Linked DNA regions of Homo sapiens: region 2 is linked to region 1. Evidence: chromatin loops called from intact Hi-C (ENCODE). Cell type or tissue: lower leg skin. All regions are shown on one strand. Links, peaks and the distances in the headings refer to the core of each region. The heading gives the core; the rest is flanking DNA. Region 1 overlaps MTCL1 (microtubule crosslinking factor 1). Region 2 has its middle 190 kb from the start of GACAT2.

Region 1 (4,398 bases), core at 320-4,319:
TCTAAGCCCACTGAGGACTTTGTACCTTTTCAAAATCATCCTGTATCCCCTCCAGCATACAGAATATCTGTCTTGTCTACTGGCTTCATGGCTTTTTCACTACAAAAAGTTCACTGAATCAGACAGTCTGAAGCATTAAAAAATTCGTAAAAAACAGTAACACTGACAAAATAAAATTAACTTAATCCACTCTAATTCAACATGGAAATAAACTGAACCAAAATGTAACAGTGCAAATTTAACAGAGGCAGTCAGGTATTGACAGCGAGGGTGTTCAGAATCTCTTAAAATGTACATTTTTTAAAACTTTTATTTTTTAAATCTATTTATACCTTATTTACCTTTTCGTTTAATATACTGTGTGTAAAAAAGATGGAGACAAAAATAGTTTTCTGAGCTATGAAAAAAATTAAGTTATTACAGGCACATTTACTGTTTCATTCTAGAAACATCTCAGTTTCACAGGTTGAACATTCAGCAGCTTTGTGTTTTTAAAAAACATTCTTTGACCTTGAGAAAACTAGATCTCTCCTGTTGGGCAGAGTTTTGTTCATGGTGATGGTGTGGTTATGCAAATTACAGTGAATTATACTGTGATAATCCATGCAAGCTTGCATCTCGGTGTGGCTGCTCCTCGGGCGGCTCCTCGCCACCATGCTCCTCCAAGGACGTCGGGTCTCCGGGTGACTGAGGCTGTGAGGCAGTGGGGGAATGTGGGGCCCAACGGGACGGAGGGCGACGGTTTGCTGGTCTCTCGGGCCTGGAGAAGCAGGGCTCTAGGGATGGAGCTAGTGCAGAACAAGGTAGTTCCTTCAGAGCCGAGAAAGGGAGACAGGGTTACTCAGACCGGCAGTGTCACCAGTGGATGATTCCCCCAAACACACTTCTCAACAGACTCAAGTGAGATGAAGTATACACCACAGGCAACTCGTGAATATTAACTACTTTCTATGCTCATGCAGAATAACTTAAAATAATAAAGAATTCAACACAAATGATCAGTGACATGAATGGGAAGAGACCAATTATGATTAAACACAGCAATACTGTGAGATGAGTCAGCTTGCAAAGCTCCTTTAGAATTGGGCTGGGGTATACAGAAGGCATGACACAGTGACTGTGGCAGCGGTCTCCACAGGCCACTTCATCATATTCCTATCTGGTAGATCTGTTCATTTGGCCCTTTTGTATGATCTATTTAGCTACAGTGGACAAGTGAACTGGTCCTACAGGGCCTGGATCTACTGGGAGCCCACAAAGAGACCTCTGATTTCATTCAGCTGTGTTAGCAATGGCAGTCGTCTTAAACGAACTCTGCTACTGTTTATTTGAAATTGACTGGGAGTAGCTTAAACAAACTCCCACAACATGGCAAAAATGCTGCAGGCAGAAATTTTAATTTGGGTCTGGTTTTCTTTAATGACTGTTCAATTGCAGCAGCATTTTAAAAAGGTAGAATCAGAATGTACTGGTGGTTTTGTGTTTCAGGCATCCTAATGTTCTGCGAGCAGGTGATGCAAGACACACTCAACCATGTGCAAATCACCTAGAATCCTTATTCTCAAGCTACTTTGTTTTTAAAGAATGTTGAGCTCCTTGTCCTTACATGTTACAAAACCAGGACACCCAAATTTGGAATTTGCTGATACACAGAAATGTAAAAAGCTGTGGCATGAGAAAACTGAGTTGCCCAGCATGGAGCCCGCTGGCTGGAATGACACTCAGACACTGGAAGCTTGAGGTGAACTGAATGGAAGGCACAGGAAGGATGACAGAGAACAAGGACCCTCAAAGAAAGGAAGTGAGTTGGAGGATTTAAAAAGATGTGACAAGCAACTGAAAAGACCAGGATGAGGACAGCCCAGCCAGTGGTGCAGGGGAGCAGCAGCGGGGGAAGGACAGACGGCTGCACGGAATGGGCAGTGTCACTCGGGAGAAGATGGAACACGGCAGAGACAGCATGGCCCGAGGACAGCGTGGGAGCCACAGGCTTCCAGAAGAGCAATGGGGCGAGCGGTTTCCCTGCCTCCCTCTGGGGTCAGCAGAAAAGGAACAGTGGCCCTGGAGACTATGCTTCATGCTCCCTGCTGCTTTTGTGGCTGGAACTTCATACGGCCACAGGGAGAAGCTTCTGTTCCCAAAGCATTATGCTAACAGTACCGTGACAACCAGAAATACCTCTCCAGTTAAAACTCCACCAGCGCCACCAGCCACCAAGATGCAGACTAACCCAAGGTGCTCCTGTGTCCTCATCTCACTGCAGCCCACAGTGCTTGACTGGGACACACGGTTTGGGAAATCTGTGTGTTTTGTGTCTGCGCTCCCCTTGTTATAGAAGTAGTGTGTGTGTTGTGTATTGTGTATCTGTTCTGTGTGTGTTGTGTGTTGGTGAAGCTGCTGTCATAGGTTTATCTGACACCACCGTATCCCGTTCCGCCTGGCTGGTGCTGAAGAGCAGGCTTTTTATGAGACCATTCAGTACCCCCTCTTTGCCAGCCTCTGCTTGTGAAGGAAGAATCACTGTGAGTCTGCATTCAAGGGAATCAACCTTTTCCTTAGTAACACACCGGCATGTACAAGCAAACGATGCTGCGCTTTCCCGAGAAGCCACTGTGGTCGCTGCATGGCATGGTGTCCTGGGATGCTGCCCCTGTAGCACGTTTCTGGGAATTGACCCTCCCTGTGTTCCCTGTCATCTTTTCATGGGGATACATCTGTTGTATTTGACAACAGATACTACTGGCTTCGAGTCAAGGCCAGTGGATGAGGTGGGTGGATGACTATATCCTTGATCAAAAAGTATATCTTTTCTCATGTGCTTTGACTCAGACTCTGAAAGCAATTCTGAGGGAAGGTCTCAAGATATTTGGAGTGGGGATGATTTTGTTGTTTATTCATTCAACAAATATTTATTGAGCATTTACTCTGTCACCCACGGTGCTCACTTGGAAGGACAAGATATATTTGGGTTCATTCCTTGTGGTATGGTTGTTGAAAAATGAAAAACAAAAGCCTTATCACATTAGGGTCACACCTCATTTCAGCACATGCCAGTGCACGTATAACCAAAATGTTGACCAGTCCTGGGTGGCTGGGCCCAAAGACCCCCTCAGGCAAGACCCCTGTGCCTAGGATGTCCCCTCCTGGCCAGTATCTACTCAATTCTCTGAAAGCATATTGGCTGCAAATGTACAAAAGCGGAGAAATCTCAGCAGAATCTCTATAACCTAAAAACCCTTCTTTGCATTGAGTGGTCAACCCTCTAGCAGAGCAGATGAGTCTCTGGCCTTATCAATCTGTTCCTGGGTTTAGGCGAACCTCCTGGAACTTGGGGTGAGCGAGGGTACCGCCACCGGGCAGAACTCCCTCAGGTGATGAGCGTCAGGTGCCAACTGCGAGTTACACAACACGACCTCTCCAGACAGTTGGGAAACAAGGAAGGAAGCACTTACAGCGTGAGGCGGGCAGGGCTAGAGTCCCCAGGGGGCAGTTAGCAAGACAGTTTGGTTCTGGACAGAACAGACAGAGAAAGAAAAGAAAAGCAAGAAGGTTGGAAAGTGTTTTTTAAACAGGAGAACAATAAAGGTTTAAAGTCAGCAAGCCCGGAGGTAGAGGACCATCCCTCTCGCTCAGGGGTAGCCACCAGGAGAGACTTGCGGGCTCTCAGATCTAGCACATTCACTCCAAGGCAGGTGTGGGGAAGTGGCCAGGCACTAGGCACACAGGCCTGCCCTCTGCCATCTGCCCAGAGAGAAGAAGGAAACTCCATGGAGGAGTCACAGACCTCCCTCTAGTTTCTATGCTTCCGAGTCACCCTTTAGCATTTAACATTTCAAACAGCACTTTGGCAAACAGAGATATGGAAATTGCATGACTGGTATCTAAAACAGAGACTATTATACGGCTGCGTTTGTTTCGGTCACAACAGCCAAGCTACTGCCACTTACTCTAAAAAGTTCCCCTCACATTTTCCACTTAGGGGAGGGAGGAAGAGCATTCCATTTTCAGATTCTTTCTCTTCACACCGGAACTCCTCACGGCTTCTCTCTGCACTGCTGAACTAGTGCCATGGTGTCAAGAGAAAAAGAGGCCCGAGTGGCTTATGGGATGACAGTGCAGTGAGAAAGGGAGATTTCTTGTCACCTGCATCACTCCTGGGTGTGGATGCCTGAGTGAACATTCGGGGAAAGATTCCGCAACAGCGCACTGGGTGGGCTTGGAATCAGAAGTAGTCCTGGGGATTTGGGAACGCATACCGAGAACTACTGCATAATTCATGGAGCAATGGGAAGGGGTTGCAATGGCCTGAATATATTACATCAATTCAGAACAATCCCACTGGAATCTAGAACGAGGAAAATTCCAACAGAAATGGAAAAAAGAGCCCGTGGCATTTAG
Region 2 (4,398 bases), core at 233-4,232, 65 kb before region 1:
GGGAACTTCTAACTCTGACTTTTTCTTTTCTTGAGACAGGCTCTCGCTCTGTCACCCAGGCTGCAGTGCAGCGTTGCCATCATAACTCACTGTAACCTCAAACTCCTGGCACAGTGATAATCCCACCTCAGCCTCTCCAGTAGCTGAGAAAGGTGTATGCCACCGTGCCCAGCTAATTAAAAAAAAGATTTTTTTGTGTGTGTGTAGAGATGGGGGTTTCACTGTGCTGCCTGGACTGATCTTAAACTCCTGGCCTGAAGCAATCTTTCCACTTCAGCCTCCCAAAGTGCTGGGATTACAGGTTTGAGCCACCACACCCAGCCCTAGCTTGGTCTTATAGGTAAGGAGTTAAGCTAATTAATTATGAGTGGGATAGTGTTGGGAGTAAAGGAGGCAGCATGAGAAATAGAAATATGAGAGTACAGGACAATTTGTGGAATGACATCTGTTCATTCATTTATTTAACAAGTTTTTTTTCCAGAAAGCCATCATTGCTAGGCCTGGGGATGGATTATCCCAGTCATCTCAGCTTTAAACTTAATGAGTTTCTCCCTTTTCCTCCAGGGGGCCACTGGGCAACTCTGTGGATGGTGGTACAGTCATTGTTATGAGGACCACAGGAGTGGAGAGGGCATGGGGGAAATGATTATTTCCAATGTGGGCAAGCGGAATTTGTGATGCTAGTGGGCAACAAGACAGACATGCCTAGTACATTTCTGATGAAATTGGTCTGGATCTGTGTCTCAGTTGTCTATTTCTGGGTAACAAACCACCTCACAACTCAGTGGTCTAAAGCAAACAATGTCTTATTATCTCTCATGATTCTGACTGAGCTCAGCTGTGTGGTTCTTCTGTTTCATGTGAGGCCAGGGGCTTGCTTGGGCTGAAGAGGTCCAAGAGGATTAACCCACATGCAGCCTTGGAGGGAACAGCTGGAGCTCCACCGGGCCTCTTCTCCCTCCCTGTCTCTCTTTCTCTCCCACTCTCTCTCCCTCCAGTCTTGGGACTTCTCCATATGACTTTTCACATGGTAGTTAAAAGCTCCTAAAGGCATGTGATCCAAGAAATGAGAAGCAGATGCTGCCAAGCCTCTTAAGGTTGGGCCTGGAATTGGCATGGTAAGATTTCTACCACATTCTCTTGGTTGATGTGAGTCACAGGCCAGCTGGGATTCAGTGTGGGAGAGGACTCTCCAAGGCATGAATATCAGAAAGTGTGGTTCCCTGGAGGTCATCTTTGTAGGGTAGCTATATGTAATTAAACTTGAAAATAGTATTCTTCATTTTTTTTTTTTTTTGAGACTGAGTCTTGATGTGTTGCCAGGCTGGAGTGCAGTGGTGCAATCTCAGTTCACTGCAACCTCCGCCTCCAGGGTTCAAGTGATTCTCCTGCCTCAGCCTTCCGAGTAGCTGGGACTACAGGTGTGCACCACCATGCCCAGCTAATTTTTGTATTTTTAGTACAGACGGGGTTTCACCATGTTGGCCAGGATGATGTCAATCTCTTGACCTCATGATCTGCCTGTCTTGGCCTCCCAAACTGCTGGGATTACAGGAGTGAGCCACTGAACCTGGCCTCCTCATTCTTTGAATCCATCACCAAATATTTCAGAGCTTGTATCTCAGCTAAGCCTGTTAGTAAAGTTGCTTTGATTAGTTTAAGTATTCCCTGAACAGTCTCCTCATCTCTGTCTAGTCCATGGGCAACTCAAGTGAATTCCTGATGGTATAATTGCAAACAGATCTTTAACTTGGAACCAAAGTGAGGGAGTGTATTAGTCTGTCCTTGCACTGCTATAAATAAATACCTGAAACTGGATAATTTATAAAGAAAGGTTTAATTGGCTCATGGTTCTGCAGGCTGCATAGGAAGCATGGCTGGAGAGGCCTCAGGAAACTTACAATCATGGCGGAAGGCAAAGGTGAAGTAGGTGCATCTTACATGGCTGGAGGAGGAAGAGAGAAAAGGGGGGAGGTGCTATACAATTTTAAACAACCAGATCTTCTGAGAACTTACTTGCTATTACAAGACCAGCAAGGGGGAAATGTACCTCCATGATCCAGTCACCTCCCACCAGGCCCCTCCTCCAACACTGGGGATTACATTTCAACATGAGATTTGGGTGGGGAGACAAATCCAAACCATATCAGGGAGTGAATGTTCTCAGTCTGCAAATACATTCGTTATACTGTGATGAGGAGGGTAGACCGGGACCCTGTCAGGTCCTCAGAACCTTGGAGAGTGGCTGTCCCATTCAGCTCTACAAGATGATGGCTGAATTGCTAATTTTGGAGTGGAAAGAAGAACGCTTTCATGTTCAGTTACTATCTGTCACTGGAATTCTATCACAGACTTCAGTTTTGGGCTTTGTGGGTTTTTAGGGTCATCTGCAGATATGTATTGAAGTATTCAATAGCATAGGCAGAAAGTAACACAGTCTTCATATTATTAAATACATTGTATTATTAATATCATGCTTCTTTGAGAATTTGTAAAAGTGAGAATTTTGCTGTGTATTTCCCATGGTAAAGATAAAGTGAGATAAAAACTCTCAATACACTGCAATTATTACTCAAAAAATAAATAAACATGTACTGTGTAGGAGTTCTTGTCCTCTCTTGCATGTTTTTTAACTTCAGGTTTGAACCCTGAATCACATTTTCTTGCTACTTAGGAGGACCCATCAGCCAATTTAAGAATGATCCAATTTCTCTCAATTGGCAATATCTCTAGATATAACACATACCACGCAGTCTTTGAATTCCATGAACACAGAATCAATGCTGACCATTTTTCTGCTATACTGCCCCACATTTTTTTTCATCTATAAAATATGAGTTAAAATTTATCTTAAAATAATAGTTGGAATAAATGAGCAAGTGAAAAGCACTTTGAAAATATATAGCACAAAACAACTGCACCACTAGCTATTATTACTATTCCTCAAAATATGTAGTATTTCTAGTCCTGTTGTCTATACTTCTTTCACCTTTCTAAGAGGTGTTGGGAAATTTATTCTTAACACTGAGATTATTAAGGCACAGCTATTATTCCCCCTTCTTGTGGCAATAAAGGACATATTATTTCAGCTATAGCTAACTTATAAAAATGTTCAGTTACTCATGTCTTAGCCCGAGTGAACATACATTATTATGCTACATTCTTTACTATTTGTAAAATAGTTGTCAGCTACAAATGCATTATCCTACACATTGAAGTTAATGATGGAAAAATGCTGCTGTCACAGAAAATTGGATTGTGAAAGTAGATAAATGCTCAGGTGCTTATTTTTAAAATAGCAAGCATTCATCTTGTGATAGTATTGGCTTCCAGTAGCTTTATCTCCATTACATAAGTGCCAGGCAGGCAATTATTATCCTGGAAGAGTGTGAGGACTTGTTATTTCATCAGCACATAAAGAGTCTTCCTACTAGATGCCATATATGGTCTGAAGTCCTGGACTCCAATCCAACCTCTTCATTTAAACACTTTTAAATTTGTATATTTTAAAATATAAACAATGATCCAAAATTCAGACACTTCAAAAAGGCATATAATGAAACGTCCCCCTTCCCTCCTCTCCTCCAGCCACACAGGGCCCCACCTTGAAGTCAAATGATGTTAATGGTTTCTTGTGTATATCTGAGATATTTTGTGCATATATAGACATAGATCTGTATATCTATCTTCCTTATTGCCCCCTGTTATGGACTGAATTTGTATTCCCCAAATTCTTATGCTGAAGCCGTAATCCCCAGTATGTCCTGCATTTGGAGATAGGGCCTTTAAAGAGATACTTAAGGTAAAGTGAAGTCATTTGGGTGGGCCCTAGGCCAATATGGTGTCCTTATAAGAGGAGGAGATGAAGACAAACACATGCAGAGGGAAAACCACATGAAGATACAAAGAGAAGATGGCCGTCTGCAAGCCAAGACAAGGGGCTCCAGGAAAAACCAAACTTGCTGACACCCTGATCTTGGATTTCTAGCTTTCAGAGTTGAGAGAAAATTTCTGTTGTTTAAGCCACCCAGTCTGTAATATTTGTTATGGCAGCCCTAGCAGACTAATATGCCTCTGCTATTTTTTTTTAATTTTTAATTTTTACAAACTAGTAGCATACAATGCCCACTTTGCTGGACCCCTCTTTTTCACTTACTATATTTTTCACGAAGTACATAAAAGCTTCCCTCTTCATTTATTGTTATGGATATATGAATTATTTTTATTATATGGTTGTAGCATAACTATTTGACCATTCTCCTACTGATGAACATTTAGAATATTTCCGATATTTTACTACTAGAAACAATACTGTCATAAATAATTTGTATATGAATAATTTTACACACGAGCAAGCATACCCGTAGAATCAGTTTCTAAAACTAACACCACTGCGTA

What was found. Peaks named below come from ENCODE experiments on the same cell type or tissue, not always from the same donor. Only the 100,000 strongest peaks of a DNase experiment are listed, where the experiment ranks them.
Region 2: a loop joins it to region 1, with 4 times the contacts of the local background. A loop is called at or near these places in 1 of 110 quality-filtered maps.

Annotation. Positions count from the first base shown.
Region 1 is chr18:8,828,019-8,832,416 of GRCh38, reverse strand. It overlaps MTCL1 (microtubule crosslinking factor 1), which reads right to left. Exons shown (of 15, transcript NM_001395333.1): 15 at 1-810. The coding sequence ends at 577. Among named protein-coding and RNA genes, the nearest start is that of GACAT2, 120 kb to the right of the region's middle. RefSeq lists enhancers at 1,431-1,953, 1,954-2,477. In lower leg skin, for the core only: no CTCF peak of the experiment used is centred there; a DNase peak (open chromatin) is centred at 1,916.
Region 2 is chr18:8,892,860-8,897,257 of GRCh38, reverse strand. No RefSeq gene overlaps it. Among named protein-coding and RNA genes, the nearest start is that of GACAT2, 190 kb to the right of the region's middle. In lower leg skin, for the core only: no CTCF peak of the experiment used is centred there; no DNase peak of the experiment used is centred there.